Regions from separate parts of the Homo sapiens genome. Here all the other regions are linked to region 4. Evidence: chromatin contacts called from ENCODE Hi-C or POLR2A ChIA-PET data. All regions are on one chromosome and are shown on one strand. Each heading gives the region's core, a stretch centred on a gene start or an enhancer-like site at or near the end of the contact. The rest is flanking DNA. Distances are from core to core; before and after follow the strand shown. Region 1 has its middle 99 kb from the start of MIR4464. Region 2 has its middle 120 kb from the start of SPACA1. Region 3 holds the start of CNR1 (cannabinoid receptor 1). Region 4 holds the start of UBE2J1 (ubiquitin conjugating enzyme E2 J1). Region 5 overlaps LOC101928911 (a long non-coding RNA gene).

The links. A loop is a pair of places that touch in the nucleus more often than their neighbours do. ChIA-PET counts read pairs that join two places held with the same protein, here RNA polymerase II (POLR2A). Pooled maps may share reads with other maps.
Region 1: a pooled map shows a loop between it and region 4 (2.9-fold over the local background). The contact joins the enhancer-like site here to the promoter of UBE2J1 in region 4. A Hi-C loop is called at or near these places in 5 of 50 pooled maps. POLR2A ChIA-PET finds 5 or more read pairs at or near these places in 3 of 52 experiments (MCF 10A, T-cell and activated T-cell).
Region 2: a loop to region 4 is called in a map of B cell, with 8 times the contacts of the local background. The contact joins the enhancer-like site here to the promoter of UBE2J1 in region 4. A Hi-C loop is called at or near these places in 3 of 168 maps with a recorded cell type or tissue (B cell, OCI-LY7 and Ramos), 5 of 37 single-sample maps with no recorded cell type and 5 of 50 pooled maps. POLR2A ChIA-PET finds 5 or more read pairs at or near these places in 1 of 52 experiments (OCI-LY7).
Region 3: a map of OCI-LY7 shows a loop between it and region 4 (8-fold over the local background). The contact joins the promoter of CNR1 here to the promoter of UBE2J1 in region 4. A Hi-C loop is called at or near these places in 1 of 168 maps with a recorded cell type or tissue (OCI-LY7), 1 of 37 single-sample maps with no recorded cell type and 2 of 50 pooled maps. POLR2A ChIA-PET finds 5 or more read pairs at or near these places in 1 of 52 experiments (GM12878).
Region 5: a loop to region 4 is called in a map of OCI-LY7, with 25 times the contacts of the local background. The contact joins the enhancer-like site here to the promoter of UBE2J1 in region 4. A Hi-C loop is called at or near these places in 1 of 168 maps with a recorded cell type or tissue (OCI-LY7), 3 of 37 single-sample maps with no recorded cell type and 5 of 50 pooled maps. POLR2A ChIA-PET finds 5 or more read pairs at or near these places in 1 of 52 experiments (OCI-LY7).

Annotation. Positions count from the first base shown.
Region 1 is chr6:90,409,946-90,413,280 of GRCh38, forward strand. No RefSeq gene overlaps it. Among named protein-coding and RNA genes, the nearest start is that of MIR4464, 99 kb to the left of the region's middle. RefSeq lists enhancers at 1,492-1,851, 2,873-3,335. Within about 2 kb of position 1,511, at least 5 of the 41 ENCODE cell types and tissues checked have a DNase peak (open chromatin) inside an H3K27ac peak, as active enhancers do.
Region 2 is chr6:87,923,970-87,927,720 of GRCh38, forward strand. No RefSeq gene overlaps it. Among named protein-coding and RNA genes, the nearest start is that of SPACA1, 120 kb to the right of the region's middle. RefSeq lists enhancers at 1,277-2,366, 1,552-1,741. Within about 2 kb of position 1,587, at least 5 of the 41 ENCODE cell types and tissues checked have a DNase peak (open chromatin) inside an H3K27ac peak, as active enhancers do; they include B cell and OCI-LY7, where a contact is called at or near this core.
Region 3 is chr6:88,165,085-88,168,543 of GRCh38, forward strand. It overlaps CNR1 (cannabinoid receptor 1), which reads right to left and starts at 1,263. Exons shown (of 2, transcript NM_016083.6): 1 at 719-1,263. RefSeq lists silencers at 940-1,619, 1,680-2,119, 2,190-2,389.
Region 4 is chr6:89,351,095-89,354,425 of GRCh38, forward strand. It overlaps UBE2J1 (ubiquitin conjugating enzyme E2 J1), which reads right to left and starts at 1,628. Exons shown (of 8, transcript NM_016021.3): 1 at 1,445-1,628. The coding sequence starts at 1,475. RefSeq lists an enhancer at 934-1,883 and silencers at 1,180-1,239, 1,270-1,979, 1,990-2,089.
Region 5 is chr6:87,903,427-87,907,158 of GRCh38, forward strand. The region is part of intron 2 of LOC101928911 (a long non-coding RNA gene); the gene reads left to right. Among named protein-coding and RNA genes, the nearest start is that of SPACA1, 140 kb to the right of the region's middle. RefSeq lists an enhancer at 1,778-2,027. Within about 2 kb of position 1,870, at least 2 of the 41 ENCODE cell types and tissues checked have a DNase peak (open chromatin) inside an H3K27ac peak, as active enhancers do; they include OCI-LY7, where a contact is called at or near this core.

The DNA of each region.
Region 1 (3,335 bases), core at 261-2,760, 1.1 Mb after region 4:
TAGCTGTGAATTTTGAGATGGTGATTGAAATCATGGGTGGTTGGAATTGCCAAGGGAGATATAAAGAGCAGGAAAACAAGGGAGACTAGGACCAGTCTTTGATGGATTATGACCTTTAAAGTCTGAGGAGAGGGGGATTTGTCTGCAGAGGAGATTGAGGAGGAACAGCTAGGTAGGTGGAAAGGCAGAAGAGTGTAGTATACTAGAGGCTGAATTAGGAATCTTTCAAATGCATATTACTGAAATCCATCTTCAATTGATGTAACCAAAAAAAGAATAATTTATTGGCTCCTATAGCCTGAAATCAGGACTGGTCAGATATGCCTGGGTTCAAGAGCTCAAACATCCAGCTCCTTGGGAAACAGCCTCTCCCCCCATCTCTCAGTTCTGTCTCCTTCTGGATGGGCTTCTTTGCCAGGTGGATATTCCCATGTGGTGGCCTGATAGGGTCACCAGCAGAGGCTTCAGGTTTACATCCTACCCAAAGTAAAGAAATGTCCTTCTTCGATTGGTTCCAGCAACCACACCAGGTGTGACTATTGTTAGCCTAGCTTAGGCTAGATGCCCATCTCTGAGCTAGAGGTTGACATCAGCTCTACCCACACTTCACATAGACTGAAAGTTGGGAAAGGAATGGTTCCTCAAAAGAAAATCAGGGTGCTGTTACCTGAAGAAACTGAGAAGAAGCCAGGCAGGCAAGATCCCAGATGTCTATACAGATGCCGAAGTGATAAGAATTTTAAGAGGGAAAGTATATTTAAGAGTATGAAATACCGTTAAGGCTGGGTGCAGTGGCTCATGCCTGTAATCCCAGCACTTTGGGAGGCTGAGGTGGTGGATCATGAGGTCAGGAGTTCAAGGCCAGCCTGGCCAAGATGGTGAAACCCCATCTCTACTAAAAATACAAAAATTAGCTGTGGCGGCAGGCGCCTGTAATCCCTGCTGCTCGGGAGGCTGAGGCAGGAGAATCACTTGAATCTGGGTGGCAGAGGTTGCAGTGAGCCAAGATCACACCACTGCACTCCAGCCTGGGTGACAGAGTGAGGCTCCGTCTCAAAAAAAAAAAAAAAAAAAAAAAAGAAAGAAAGAAAGAAAAAAAAGAAAGAAATACCTTTAAGACACCAAGAAAGATAAGGACAGGGATTAGCCACTTGGAAGTCACTGGTGCCCTCAGACCCACACAAATAGCTCCATCACAAAGTAGGATGTGGTGGAAAACAAAATGAACAAAATGCAAGTTGAAAGGGCCACGTGAACCCAGGAGAGGAAAATCATTTAGGACGAAACAATCACGGAAAGCTTCATGTCCAAAGTAGCATTTCACTTGGGTCCTGAAGGATGGGTGATATTTTTAAAATGAAGGCCAGAGAAGTGGAGGAAGGGAGGGCACCCAGCTGACTATAGCATGAGCAAAAGTGCAATGGCAGAGATGTTTAGGGTGTGTTCACCAAGAGGTGAACAGTTCATGCTTGGTCTGATGGCTAGGGGCCAAATGTGAGTGCTGGCTAAGGAGAAGGGACTTTCTCTGTTCAATTTACAAATGAGTCAGCTGTAATTTACCTTCCCTTAGGTTATCGGCCTGAATATGTAAATGAGGGATAGCTGTCACTAGAATGAAACTGACATCTAGAAAAGCGCCTCCCTATAATCTTGCCTTTCCATATAAGGGCTCCCTGGCGTGCTTCACAGGTGAACTCTACAGCAAACGCATTCTTCTCTCTCCTTTCAGCCTTGGTCTTTCCTCTGACTCAGGGGCCTGGCTTGTGGTGCTGAGGCACCTTCCGGCTGCTGAGAATTGGACTACTCTGTCTTCTTGCTGACTGCGGCAAAGGAACGCCCGGGGTCTGACAATCACCTCTACGAGAGCAGCTTGGATGTTTCTCATCTTTCACTTGACTTTCTTATCCCTTTACTTAAATATATATATATATATATATACTTTAGAGACAGGGTCTCACTCACTATGTTGCCTAGGTTGGACTCAAACTTCTGGGCTCAAGTGATCCTCCCACCTCAGCCTCCCAAGTGGCTGGATTACAAGCATGTGCCACCACACCCTGCTCATCCCTTCAGTTTTTAGCCCAGAAAGCTGGCACTAAAAGGGATGGTAGGTTTGAGGGATTTTAGATGGAAGACAATTTAGGTGACTCTGCACTATATTATAGTCAAATATCCTGCAACCTTTGTTCCTAGAAGAAACCTGTGCATCCTGAATCTCTGACCCCTGGGAATACATTCTTTTCCCCCAGCACCTCACCTAGGAATGGTCACTTGGGTTAAGGGTTCTCAGGCTTGGTGGCCAAAAGCCAACACCTGTTCATTTATCTCCTATCTTGTACTCAGTCTCTTAAGACTTTTCTGCAACTTGGACCCTGGTGGGCCAAGTGCATTTGCCCAGAGAGAAAAATTGCACAAATTAGAACTCTGGATTGATATTTCACTTACATACCTCCACTTGGGGATCCTCAACACAGCTTAAATAGTAATGTCTTTAATGGGGGTCATCAAGGGCATTTAAGTAGGGACATGCAATGAGCAGAACCACTTTTGGAGAAGACTGCACTTGGCAGTCGTTCCCTAACAGATTTGAGAGAGCAGAGGTGGGAAATGGCAAATTGTTAGGAAACTGATAATGGGCCCAGGGAGAAAAACCTTGAACCAAGGAACTGAGCTAGATGTGGAAGGGTGGGCGTGGGTTTTAGAAACACTTCTTTAGAGGAAAACCATGATTAAAAAAGGAGAAAGAAAGAAGGAAAGGAAAGGAAAGGAAAGGAAAAAAGGAAGGTGGGATTGGGGGAAGAAGGAAAGGAAGAAAGGAAAGAAGGAAAGAAAGAGGACATGGAAATCTCTGTAGGCCAGGAACAGAGTGAGGAGGCTCAGTATCATGGGGAGGGCCTGGGAAACCTGTGGCCCCTCAGGACACAGAGATTCTGAGCTGGCAGCAGGAGCTGAGCTGAGAACAGAACTGAGCTCACTCCAGGAGCCCAGGACAAGGAGCCAAGTGTGAATGTGGGGCCAGGCCTCTGCTCTTCATTGGTGACTAGAGCTGTAAGAGCTGTGCCTGACTGTCTGGGATGGCAGTGGAAAGAGGCTCCTTCTCCACAGGTCAGGGAGGAAGCAGACTATGGCATGAAGGGGGACCCAGTTCTGTGCTGGGCAGCTTCTTAACTGAAGACTCCAGCTACCCACTGCAGTGCATGGGCATCCATCTGCGGGGGAGGGGCACTGATACACCTGTTCCACCAAGAATGCCCCATCACAGTGCCCTTGACCCAGGCTCCTCAGGAAGCCTCTTGTCTGAGACTTCTCATCTCTTCACCCCACACTGAGGGGCT
Region 2 (3,751 bases), core at 337-2,836, 1.4 Mb before region 4:
GATTGAAAACAATTTTAAATTCTTCCTTAAAAATTATCAGAGGCCAGGCGTGATGGCTCACACTTGCAATCCCAGCACTTTGGGAGGCTGCAGTGAGTGGATTGCTTGAGCCCAGGGGTTTGAGACCAGCCTGGGCAACATGGTGAAACCCCATCTCTACAAAAAATACCAAAAAAATTTAGCCAGGTGTGATGGCACACCTATAGTCCCATCTACTTGGGAGGCTAAGATGGGAAGATTGCTTGGCCCCAGGAGGCTGAGGTTCTGCTAAGTTGAGATTGCTCCACTGCACTCCAGTCTGGGTGACAGAGTGAGACCCTGTCTCAAAAATAAATAAATAAATAAATAAATCAGAGTAACAAGAGTTAACTGCAGGTAATGAAACATTATAGGTATATTAAAAAAAATTCTTCCTTCTAACATCCCCCAAAACAGATAACACATGTTAACAACTTGGTGTGTATCCTTCTGTGCTGTTACTCATGCTGAGACAAACATATCAAAACAAACCCACAAGTATATAAGATTTTTGTTGGGATTTTTGGTTTTTCATAAAGTGGACAAACCCATTTTCTCCATCTTTCTTCACTTAAGGATACATCATTGACACCTCTCCAAAATTAATTTTAAAATGCTTAATGTTCCAGAAATATGGATGTGGTATCATTTATTCATCCCTTAATCAATGTCACATTTAAGAGGGATATGGGCAAATAGGGCAGGGGATGATGTTCCAGGGCAGGATGGCAGAAGTGGAGCCAGAAGCCATGACATAGAAAAAAGGACTGATGCAACCAGAGATGCTTAACTGGGAGAATAAAAGGTGGGTGGAAGAAGGGGAGGGTTGGTTGGGTTCATCAGTTAATATTGGAGCTTTGCTCAGACTGGGGTTGAACAGGTTAGTAATTCTATGGTTAGTGTTTGATTCCTTGTCAAGACAGGTCTAGGGAAGTGGGGAGGGTGAAGACTCTATTTCCTTCAGTGATTGGAGGGTTGTGCAAAACAGCAGCCTTTGGGGTTACCAAGCGTGGCCCACCCTATCCCCAGAGAGCTGGCGGGCTCTGTGGAACAACCTCCACAGTAAGCACATTATAAAAACATTAGGCGAAATAATAAAAATAATGACATTAAAAAGAAAAATTGTTGTAGAAACCAAACAAACCCAGACCTACAGCCGAGGCAGGCACCAGCCGGGATGTTGTTAGCATGCTTAGGAGAAATTTGATTTCGATGAATTTCGTTGTCAGTGTAACCAGGGCATGAATCACCCTCCTCCGCCCTTTCTCATCGTTCTAATACCAAGATTTAGAGAACATGGCATTAGAGAGATAAAGAGGTTCACAAACAGTATCAGCCAGGAGCCCCCCGGGCCCAAAAGCAGCACCAGGCTCAGCCAGGAGGCAGCTTTCTGCTGTTATGGGCCTATAAATCTGAAGGCATCTGAACCCCTGCGGGATCTGAAGCCATCAACTCTGAGACCAGAACTGTCACCTTTTCTGCTCCCAACCTCTTCCTCCCACCACAGTCCACCTGACCATGGGGTGAGAAATGAGGTTTCTCACTAGAAGCAAGTTCTGGCAGAGCAGGGGCCTGGCCACACCAGTGCTGTAGCAAGCAGCTTGCACTGGCTTCCAGGGTTTGCATCCGTGGTGACAAATGTACTCTCCTGAGGTGGCTAGGAAAAGCCACCTGTCCTGCCAGACACAGGGATGCAACGCCAGTGTAGGATCTGGAGGATCCCACATGCAGCATCGGGGCAGATGGTCACAGTCTGGTGACTGGGGAATCCCCAACGGCCCTGAAACCATGCTCTCAGTTTTATTTTTAGCTAATATGTACTTGATCCTTTCCCACGTGCCAGACATAGTGCCAGGTGCTTCCTGTGGATCATCTCCATCCGTGTTCCCAGCCCTCTGCTAGCTACTGGTGCACATACTTTACACATGAGGAGACTGAGGCTCAGGGAGATGAAGTTACCTGGCCCAAGTCACTCAGCTGGCCAGGAGTGGAGCCAGGGCTTGACCTGAGGTCTGCCCAACTCCAGCATTTATACCCTTTCCATTAAGAGTTGATGATGCCTCATGGCCATGAGAAGGGACTACGGGGAAAAGTGGGCTTTCCTAAAGCCTTTGCTTTCTCTCATCTGATTACAAATCCAACCAATTTCATGCGTTCCAATTCGAAGTGCTCAACCTACCCTCATTTATCTATAGTTCGTCACAGCCCTCAAGATTGCTTAGGGGATGGGGGACCTGTCTTAGTAATACCAGTGCTTCAGGCCGTTACCACTCACACAGGTGACAAAAACAGGGACTAGAAATTAGAATTAGAGAAATCCACAAAGCGCTGAGGTTGGCTGTCTTGTGGTGGCGTTTCTCAGATACCAGGGCCCACTGATTTATTTCCCTCAAGGAGAGGCAGTGAAAAACAGTGGTTAGGAAAATAGTCATGAAACATGGATTCTGGAGTTGAGTGATCTGGGTTTAAGTCCCAGTTCTGGCTGTGACTTTGGGCAAGTTACTTAACCTTGTATAAAACAGGAATAATAATAAGATTAAATGAGCTCTTGTATACAGAGTTGTCAGCTTAGTCCCTTGCACAAAGTAGGTATTCAGTACATACTATCCATTGTGGATAGTATGTTGTCCCCAGGTACAGCGGGGACACTGCAGAAGCACTGTCATTAAGGCATGCACTTGGAGTTGTTTTTCCTGTAGGGGGAACATGTTTTAGTCAACCAATATCTGTTCACAAATCTGGCGTCTTTTGGGGAATTGTTTGGGAACTGCCTGGCCTGGGTAAAGAGAGGCATTTCCAGAAGAATATAATTCCAGGCTCAAAGACAGCTGATTCACAGTACCGGTTCTGCCAGTCACCACTGGGTCCTTTGTGCAGTCACTCCATTCTCTGAGTTGTGACTGAAGGATTATGAGAGCCACCTTGGCTAGGTCATTGTCCACCTGAGATGAGGTCACAAATATAAAGCACCCAGAAGAGTGTTTGGCCCCCAGATGGTACATGGTGGTAATTGGTCCCCTTCTGCTGTGGCCTAACCACAACTTCCCAGACCAGATCACTGGTAAATGTCCTCCAGGCTTCTTCAAACCTGTTTCTTGTACTTGCCAAGAAGGATATGACATCCTAAGGCGCTCAGATGACCTCCCTTCCCAGAGACAACTTAGCTCAAACATAGAAAAGCCCAGTCATTAGAAGGGAATTCAATCAATAAGCAGGACTAAAACTAGGTAGAGGAAATCCTTTCATTAAGTATTTAAATGCCTTTTGCGATCTGAGTTTACATAGAAATCATAGAGGGCTACTTGTTAATCACTTCTTTTTCACAAGTATAAGGCTAGCTGGTTCCTTTTCCTGACTGCTCCTTCTGGACTTTGGGGGATGAATGGGAGGTTCGAGGCCACATGGTGGGGACCCTCTCATTGGCCTTATCCTACCATTAATAGGAATATGTGCACTCTGGCAGGTCAGGACTCCCAACCCAGGGTCTCAGAGTCCTCTGAAAATGGAAAATCTTGAAGGCCTTCTGATCACCAGGAGTCTGAACTTCATTTCTTCCTTCTGCTGAAGATTCCCCTAAGGCACTACTTATCTTAAGAACTTCCCTGAAACCCCCTACTCCCTACCCCCAGAGATTTTCCACTCCCTTCCAGGAGCCCCCATTCCACTGGAAGTACACTTCTTTGAAACCTCTGCAAAGCTTTCCTGGTCCTGTAAGTTTACCTTCATGGGCTCC
Region 3 (3,459 bases), core at 13-2,512, 1.2 Mb before region 4:
GAGACAATCTATTAAAATCAGAAACATGCATGTTGCTTTTAAACTTCCAAATGACCAAATGACAGTTTCTCATGTCTATTACAGCAAACATATTTTTATTTGAGAGGTGATCCGTTTATGATTTGTAAGCCTTAACAAGAAATGTCTTTTAAAAATGCAACATTAACTTTAGTCATCTAACAGCTAGTTCTGAGTTAAACGGTTCCATCAACATTCAATTTTAGGTATTAGTTACATGGACATTTGTTTTTCCTCAAAGAGAAGTGGTTCCTGTAGCTTTTTATCAAAAGTTTATTATTTGACATACATCTCTTTATATGACATTTACTATTTTACATTAGTCAGTTTCTAGGCTTGCAGCAGAGATCGATGTATTTCCCTGGGAAGACTTAGCTGCTAACATGGTTTATAGGCATTCAGCACCAACTCAAGCGCCCGTTTTTCAAACATGCACAATTACCCATTTTCTACAAACAGACATCAGTGCATACAGAGCCAGGTGCACACACATTCAATAAATAGTAAATGGTAGAAATCTCCAGAAGTAGAACAGATCACAGTTAACAGGCTGGGGCCATACAGCTAAGTAAACACCGACGCACGATTCGCTCACACGGAATAAGAACTCCACGAAGGACACTTGGGGACCACACTGGTCGTACCCGAGGGGGCGGGAGGCGGAAAAAGTATTTCCAAACGCAACTCTGCCAGGTCTTACCCTTCGCATCCCCTGGTCCTCGGGACAGAAGCTCCCTTGGCACCTCTCGCCCAGCTCAGGGGCTGGTTGTCCGCTAGAACGAAATATCCCCCACTGACTACGGAGAGCTCTGCAGGGAGCCGAGGCCCCCGCCCGGGCCAAGGGAAGGCGCTGGCGCCGCGGGAGACAAGAAGAGGCGGAGGCGGAAAAGAAGTGGAGAAGGAAGGGGTGGCAGAGGGAGTAGCGTGCGGGAGGCGGCGCCGGCGCCGGGCTGCTGGCGAGGCGGGGTGGGGTGGAGTGGGGTGTGCCTCCGGCGGGCGGTCAGCAAGTCAGTCCGTCCGAGCGCCGGCGTCCCGGTCTCCAGCGCCCGCCCGCGACAGCGACCGGGACTGGCGCCCCGCTGCTCCGACCGCCGGCGAGCCTCGCCCCTTCCCAGGCTCTTCACTGGGTCCTCCCGCGAGCCCCGCCTGGCCCGGCGTGGGGCCGCCCGTCTCCGCCAGCCCGGGCGCCCGTCGCCTCGTCCCGCTCGCGCAGTCCCTGCCGCTCCCTCCGCTCGCGCTGTCTCTGGCTCCCTCTCGCTCCAGTCCCATTTATGAAGCGCGGTCCCATCACGTGTTAATGAGCCTTTGTCCTGCCCTGGCAGCGGCGGCGGCACAGACCCCGCCGAGGGAACTGCGCGGGGAGGGACCTGAGCGCAGCGCCCGTAGCCCCAAACTTTGCTTGGGGCGGGGGACCCGCCGCGGCGCCAGCCCTGGGGCCAGAGGGGACAAGCCTCTTCGGCCCGCGTCACCTACTTCTCCTCTTCCTCCTCCTCCTCCGCCGCCGCGCTCCCGGAGGCCCCCGCTGCCATGACCTCGCTGTGCTCCCGGATACCCTCACACCCTGACCAGGCCAAGAAGGGGCTGGTGCATGCGCCGCCCACGACCTCGGGGCCATTAATCACACGCTCCCGGGCAGCGCGCATCGCCAACACCTTCCGCGGGGGTCACGTCTGGGGCAGCGGGCTGAGCCGGAAGGGGAAGGGGAGCGGGAGCCCAGAGGCCGAGGCGCGCCGGGCCCGGGGGTGCGGTCTCGCGCCCCCTCCCTCCGCGCAAGGCCGCTCCCGTGGCAGGCGGCAGCGAGCTGGGCCCGGGGCCGGGCTGAGCTTTGGGACCGCGCTGCGCAGCCCCCGAGCCGTTCGCTACCTGGCTGCGGTCGCGCGGCCACCTGTCCTCCGCCCTCGGGGCGCCGCCCAGCTTCGCGCCAGGCGCCTTCTCCAGCGCCCGCCGCCCTTTCCCGGCGAGACCACTCGGGCGCGCCCCGCCCGCCGGTCCCCGATGCAAACAGTTGGGCTCCGTAGGCGGCTGGCTCCGCGCCTCCCGGCCCGGCGCGCCCCCTCCCCGGCCACCCGGGGCCCCGCTCCTCGCACCTTTTCGCTGGAGGAGGACGCCCCACTCCAGGGCCGGACTGGGGGCTCTGGGACTCGGGGGCGGCAGCGGCGGGCGCCTGGGGAGCCGCGGTGTGCTCAGCAGCCGCGGCAGGAATTAGGGGACATGCTCGTTAATTGTTTCCACTATCAGCCGCCGTCTGCCTCCTGTGTGCACGGATCAAACCTTAATTGGTCTTTACATTTATCATGGTGAATTGCGAACCTCCAAACAAGCCTGGGCCGCCGCTTCTGCCGAGGAGGCGCTCCCCTCCCCTCCGCCCCCGGGGCCCTGCAGGGTGTGCGGCGGCGGTCGTGGTTATTTAGACATCTTTATCTCTCGTGAGTTGGATCGGGAGAGGATCGCACGGTTTCCACCTGACGGAGCCACGTCACGTCGGCCACAAGGGCCCCGTGCTGGGCGCTGGGTTCGGTTCCCGGCCGTCCTCTTGTGGCCGCCTTGGCGTTCATTTTATGACACCTTGCCGGTGTTCCCAGACATCATCCCGCACCGCTCCGTTTTACCGACCTCCAGGTCTTCCCGCCCCTGATCAGACCCCAACAGCAACCGTACTATATCTGGACCCTATATTTGAACTACGTGGTGAGAATCTGTGAAAGCGAGCCTCTCAGGGAAAGAAGGAAGATTGTTGAGTTCAAGGTCCTGGAGGAGGGAAGGCTGTAAAACCGTTTTGGAAACGTCAGGCCAAATCGTACAAAGGCTTCCCGCAGAGCACTAGTGCAGTTTTTGAAAATCCCCCTAGACTGCTTTAGACTAGAAGTATTTCCGTCAAGCAAATGACCATTTGACTCCATTGAGAGAGAGAGTCCACCGCTGAAATGATTAAGTCCTACTAGGTGGGTGGTTAGAAAAGGTTATCAATAAAGTTCTGATGGACCCATCGATAGATGGAAGAATGACTGGGAGATAGATAGTAGATGTGGGATTAGTGCTGAGCCTTAACCCTGCTGCTTGGGGAAGGCTCTACTCACAGGCATTTTTAGCCCACCTCCATGGCAGAGACAGCTCCAGCGCAAGATTCAAAGGGAGGAGGCTTCAACATCTGTTGCTTTTTTCTTTTAGGGGTCGTGGTTGTTAGATTTTCCCTTCACCTCACACCCCTGGCAGTAGGAAATATTTGCAAAAATTTTCTCTCCTTATGACCTCGCAGACTCTGATTTCCCAAGAGGCCAGATGACAATAACTTCAAAGTCTCTCCTCCACCTGGCAGCTCAGTTTCAAATGACTGCTAGTAATTAAAAGAAAGGATCAAGGCAGCGCTTCCTCTGACTGTGATAAGGACATCTTCAGTCACAAGAAACCTGGGGGAGCTGGACTCCTAGAATGCTTTCAGGC
Region 4 (3,331 bases), core at 378-2,877:
TTTTTGAGATGGAGTCTCGCTCTGTCGCCCACACTGGAGTGCAGTGGCGCGATCTCGGCTCACTGCAACCTCCTCCCCGGGTCAAGCCATCCTCCTGCCTCAGCCTCCCGAGTGGCTGGAACTACAGGAGTGCGCCACCACCATGCCCGGCTGATTTTTGTGTTTTTAGTAGAGACGGGGTTTCACCATGTTGGCCAGGCTGCTCTCCACCTCCTGGGCTCAAGCCTCCCAAAGTGCTGGGATTACAAGCGTGTGCCACCGTGCCAGGTCTTCATCAGATTTTTTTAAGGAGTCAGTGGCTCCTAAAATATTATGACCAGTTCTACACACTTGGTCACCTAAGGACATTTCTTAGCCTGACAGCACTCAGGCTAACAAAGCTCCCTCCAATCAATATCCTCAGGCTTTTCTGGGGTTTTTGCATATTCTGAAACCTTACAAAAAACCCAAAGATTCACAGTGTCAACTCTTTCCACAAGGATGCTAGTCTTGCTAATTCCTACTGAGAAACAGCTTTTTTTGGAAGGAAATTTTAAGCAACAGCAAAAGTTGGTGAAATCATCACTAATATCCTAGAGTTTATCATGCAGAGTTAACTGTGGAGTTTCTTCCCCCTGACAAAATGTATCAAGGTACAGATAGAAAAAATACCATTTAGAGGATCCAATGATTCATTTCAAGCCTGTTTTATTAAGCTGAGAAAGCTAGTTGCTTATCTTTATAATGCACCAGAAAGTAATTAGAGGCTAGGATTGCTGGGACTGCTTGTGTAAATATAAAGCAGGATCATTAAATGCAGGAAAGGAATCGCTACGACTGAATACAGATACATTTCATATTAGCCAGTCTGGCAAAAATCAAGGTTAGCTCTCAAGAACAGGGCTCAACGAGGTGTTTTTTTGTTGTTGTTTTGTTTTGCTTTAGCTCTATAGTTAACTGGTTTAGTTACAGAACATTTCCTTTATGTCTGTAATTGTATTCGCCCAAGTGCTGCAAATAGGATATTTAAACGACCAACTCCTCAAATGTGAGTAAATCAGCCGGCAGTAAATAGAAGTAAATAGAAGTCCGGTGGCAGCGACAGGGAGGGAATAGCGACCAGGTACAGCGAGGGGGTTGATGACTATCGCCCACCGACATCACCTTTACACCTGTTCTCAGGGATGAGTTTCTGACCCAGCTCTACGGGACCAGGCGAAGATGAGAAAAGGGAGAGGCTGGGTGCTGCGGGGCGCGCTGGCCGGCCGGGGGATTGGCAGCGGACGTCCACCCGGCCACCTCGCCCTGCGGCCTGTACTTCCCGGGCAGGCGGCGGTCTCGCGTAGAGCGCGAAACCAGGAGCTGAGCCGCGAGTGGCGCCAGACGCGAGGGGACCGAGGCGGCGACCACCCCGGGGTCCAGGGTCACTCCGCCCTCCTCGCCCAGGGGCCCCAGCCCTGCTCACCCGGACTCTTCAGGTTGTAGCGGGTCTCCATGGTGGGTCGCTGGCTTGGCTCCGGCCTCCCGGGCCGCTGCCACCTCCTCTCCACGCGGCCGCTGCCCGGGTCTCAGCGCGGCTCGGGCGGACGGGGCCTGGCCGAGGAGCCTCGGCAAATGCCGCCCAGTCCAGCCTGGACTGCGGGCGGGGTGGCAAGGCTGAGTGCGGGCGAGGCGCTCGCTTCGCGATGGCGCCGCCTCCTCCACTGCGCCCCCGCCTCCCTGAGTGCCTGGCAGGCACCGGCGCCGGCCGGGGCGGCGCTGAACCGGGCGCCCGGGCTGGAGGTCAGCCTCCTCGGGTAGTCGCAGGCCCAGCCCTGCCGCGGCCGCCCGGCTTGCGTCACCCGCCCTCGTCCGGGATTTGTGAAGTTGCCCTGACGTGGCAGTAGCTTCGTGGCGGTCGGTCACTACCCAGCCGCCGCCCGCCCGGCGAAGCCGGCTTGGGGAGGTGCAGGAGCGAGCGGCGTCCTCGTCCTCTCGTCCCGGCCCTGCCCGCTGTAGGCGAGGTCCGGGACCCCCGGGCCCTCGAGAGCTCGGAGGGGGCGCCGGGCTCCGGCTGCAAAGCTGTCCGCAGCCGGCTGCCCGCGCGCGGTCCCGCAGGGTCTGGGAAAGGCTTTGTTTTTAGATTCAGTTGCTGTTGCGAGGGGCGGGGGTTAAGTGAGGAGGGGGAAAGCCAGTGACAAGGAAATGGAATAGGATTTTTTTTATTTTTTATTTTGTGTGTGTGTGTGACGGTGTCACCGCTCTGTCGCCCAGGCTGGGATGCAGTGGCGCGATCTTGGCTCACTGCAGCCTCTACCTCCCGGGCCCAAGCGATCCTCCCACCTCAGCCTCCAGCGTGGCTGGGACCACAGGTGTGTGCCACCATGCCCGGTTAATTTTTTGTATTTTTGTTAGAGACACGGTTTCACCGTGTTGGCCAGGCTCGTCTCGAACTCCTGGACTCAAGCGATCCGCCCGCCTCGGCCTTCCAAAGTGCTGGGGTTACAGGCGTGAGCCACGGCTCTGGCCAGAGTTGGATATTCATAACAATTTTTTTCTCGGGTAGTGTGTTAGGTGCACGACATGTTTTAGGCATTGCAGGAGTTTTGTTTTTTTTGGTTTGTTTAGATGTAAAAGCTGTCAAAAAAAGGAATTACATTTAATGTGAGGGAAAGCATACAAATATGAAAGGTTAAACTTCAAAGGACACACTTACTGCTTCATTGTCCAATGTGTGGGATCGAGAGAGGACTGAGTTCAAAAGACTTAAGGAGTAGGGACCTTACTAAAGGAAAGGAGGGAGGGATTGGGAAGGTGGGGAGGATAGAAAGGGTTAATCAGGTTGGGCAAGTTTTATTCTGTTATATAAAGACATAAACTCTTAAATTTGATTTGTTTTCTATTGTTAAAGTTAATCTAAATCTGTGAGTTTCTTGATGAAATTGGGAGTAAAAAAGTGAAGGATATCTAAAATTAGATGGTATATTTTAAATCATTCCCTGATGTTGTTTTCTGTATAGTAAACTGATAATCTGACTGACTGAGATATGCAAACAAAACCAAACTCCAATGCTGCTTCATTCATTCATTGTGTTGAATCTTCAGATTAACTGACACTTGACACCCTCTCCTGCCACAGCTCTACAAAAGCCCCTAATTTGTGCAGTAGGCCCTACCACAGCAAGGCCTGCAAAGCAGGTGCTGTATATAATGCGTTCCTATTTGATAGCTGAGTACTAGAAGCCTTTTGCTATTCAGCCTCCAAGGTCCATCAATCTCTGGGTGCAGTTGTCCTCTGGGGCTCTCCTTTAGCCACCACCACCTCCACTGCTCCCTGGGGCTCTTCTCCCATAGGACTGGTTCAGTAGGAATA
Region 5 (3,732 bases), core at 620-3,119, 1.4 Mb before region 4:
TCTCTCATAATGCCATGTCTATTTTTCGAGTCTTTGACCTTTACCGGGGCCACCTTCCCTTTGGTTTCCATGGTGACGCACGGAGGTCTTCCACATGTAATTAGTCTAAGGATCTTGATTCGTTCCATCGCCTCTCACTGACCGTTCGAGTGCTGCGCTGCAGTGTTATTAGCAAGGCTGAGAAAACTCAATTTGTTTTCTTTCTTCCTCCACTTATGTGATTATAGTTAACATCAGTTTTCTTATATCTCTGAGGAATAAGTAACGGTCGCGAAACTGCAGACTTTTGAGAGATGACAGTAACTTAGACATTGTTTCAGCCAGTCTTTAGATGGGAAAACTGAGTCCCAGAGAAATTAAGAAACTTGTCCAAGATAACAAAATAAATTAATGGCAGAGCTGACTAGAAACTTGGTTTACTAACTCTACATCTGGTGCTTTTTTTCTCATTTTGGTGGCAGCTAAAATCTCAGAGTCTCTGAAAATTATTCAAACAGTTCCTGTTCCCCAGTCCACCTGCCCCCTTGAAATACATCCTCGGTTCCCTGTTTCCCTAGACCTTTCCTGGGCCACACCAGCCCTGGTTGGTTGTCTTGCTCAGTGCAGTGACAGGGTGAATTATTTCTGCATTCTTGAATGTAGCAAAACTTATCTACTTGAACCTCAGGTCACCAAATATAAAGCAATTTTGAACTGAAGGGGTTGTGGATACTTTAAGTCTCTGTGGGAATACAGGAGCTCACAATTCTTATTCTCAGCTTCCTCAAACAAAGGCTCAAGGAACAGTCCTCATTACTTTTCAGAGGTTGGGGGAGGGTTAAGGTCAGGAAGAGGTTGCTGAGTTTACAGTCTCATCCTGTCTCCCTCCTCCTATTGACAAGTCATCAGGATGGTTTATAGATTACTGCCTTACTTTAAGGCCTGTTTGTTGATGTTTGCAGACATTTATCCAATCTCAAGAAACTCAAGGGACCTGATTTCAACTTCAAATTATATATTATCCATATTTGGGATGGAATGGGCAATTTTAATAGAGAAACCCTATCAATCAGGCCAGGGAATAAATAGGAGGGCTTTGATTTATATACTGTGTTGAAATCATCTATATTGATTTAAAATTTTTAAAGTTCCTATGAATGTAATATTTTAACCTGAATATGATTCTTAACAATCCCCTCTCCTCAAATTGTATTCTTCTATTTTTTTTAACCTTTGGTGAAATATTAACTTACTGTACCATGCATTGATAATGTCCCCAGAGGTTAGCCAGGAGAAATATCAGCGTGTCCTTGGAGAGCTTGTCTATCCTGATGAGAACAAAAATTCTAGGACAAAAAGGCTCAATTCCTGAAATAATTACAGTAACTTCAGAAAGGAAATTAAGTATCTATTGAAAGATACACTTAGTAGAATAGTGACTTTTCCTACACATTTAAAATTTAGATACTATATTCAGGAAAAGGGAATTTACCAGGGTTTTTGGATGCAAATGATGAGAAATTAGTTAGTATCTGCAAGCCTGTAAGTACAATATAGTTTTGTACTTATGTAATTAGAGCTGTTTGTGAATCACTCTAATGTCACGTCTGATAGCTATAGTCCTTCAAAGGGGTATTTACATTAAGCCTGATGATAGGTACAGGCATGGAGACAATGAAATTCATTTTATCTATTGTAACATGCAGCCAGTAAATTAGCTTCCCTTTAACTTATGCTACGAAATGATGCTATTTAGTTTATGTGCATTATTCTTGGACTTCTGCATTCCTGGGAAAAGGTTGTCAAAGGTTGTATTAGCTGTGCAGTGAGGCAGCACAGCATGTCCAGGCACATACTCAGGTTAAAACCCTGCTGTACACATCTGCTGTCATTACCCTTTGCATCTTTGCTGATAATTTTTAAGAACCAAAACTGTATGTTGCTATTTTTAGTCCACTTACTTTCTGTTGAGGGTGATGGTCATTATTCTGACATTTCGTGACATATATGTCCACCCCCTGCTCCCCTGCATCAAAATAGATATGTTTTCATACCTACCACACAATCCAGCTGGGCTCAATTTGCATTTAGTTCTCTGGGGAGAGTTAATAATTTTATTTTCAAAAGGTCACTTGCTGACACACAACCTATAAAATAGTTAGCTACCCAAGATTCTTTTCACTCATTCCTCAAATACTTGGTTTAGTTTGGTCTTTTTAATTCACTACTGAAAATCCATTGCCTCTAGGAATTTCAATATTGCATTACAGCATAACAAACTATCCAATATCACTAATGGCCTATTTAGGAATGAAATGCTTTTTTTTTTTCTGGTTTTAAGCAATTTCTAATTTTGAAGGGGATCAGGCACCATCTACAAGGATAGAGTTAATAGCTCCCTGAAGGGACACATCACTAGCCAGGTCATAAAAATCATGCATGCTTTGCTCTTTCAGCCATAAGGCAAGAGGAAAACAAATACGCCTATTTTCCCTCTGCATTACCTTTGTGGTCTGAGGATGTTTGAAAAATTACAGCCATTATATTATTATTATTATTGTTATTTTTTACAATGTTTCTGAAATATGCATTTTTATTCATGTTTATCTATTTATATCTGGTATTTATCTATTTATGTCCTTTCCTCAAGAATTTACTCTCTAAGATGTCTTCTTTCAAAATCATATCCAAAACAGAACGCAAGTGCTGGGATGAATATAATATATACCATTTGAGAATTTGCCAGGCGTAACTATTAACTGGAAGATTCAAGCAAAGAACTAGTTAGTAAGGGAAGAAATTACTCAACATATTTGTTTTGGCTGCTCACATCAATCAGATTTGTGAGATAATAGCTTTAATTCCTTGTGATGAAACACACCAATCCTTTTCTGTATTACAAATGTACCCCAGTTTGACTAAGACAAAAATCAATCTAAATGCAGTGCATTTGCTTTGTCATTGTAAATGGTGCTTGGGTAATGAGCCCCTCAGGGATGGACGGGAGAGAACAGAGCAGTAGAGGAGGAAACAGGAGTGGGTGGGCTAAGGGCAAGGTTTATGATCCAACCTAGAAATCAGGAGGGAAGACATTGGGAAAACATTTCAGTATTCGAAGAGAGGGCCAGACAGTGAGGTGAAGAAGACCCAACAGAACTGGACTTAAGGTGGGGAGGGGGAAAGATGTCATAAAGGTGTTTAGGATGCTCCCCCTATGGGGCTGCAGGCACAGGGAGAGGTGTGTATCGTTAAGTGGCTGCAGGGAAGCACCTTGGATTCAAATCCAAGGTCTTCACCTGAAACCTAAGCAGATTTGGAAAGAACTTAATTGTTCTTAAGAGGAAAGGAGCTAGTGTTTTTTGAGCTCTTCCAAATGGGCCTGGCCTTCCACAGATGTCATCTCATTTAATTCCGCACAGCATCCCTATGAAGTAAATTACAATAATAATAGCTAACATCCTTTACACGCTTAGTATGTGCCTGGCACAGCACACTAAGTGCTCGTTTTGCATTGCCTCTTCCTAACAGCCCTTTCTAATTGAGGAAACAGATTTGAAGATGGGGGTAATTTACTCAAGGAATTTAAATCCAAATATGTTTGGATCCAGGAGCTGGAATTGACATCCAAATATGTTTGATCCAAAGCCTAGACTTTCTGGTATACCATGATGCTTCCTCAGTGAGTGTAAAAACCAATGGAGATGGATAGAGAGCCAGGTTATGTGTCAGTTTGTGACAAGTTGTAGCTGGTGG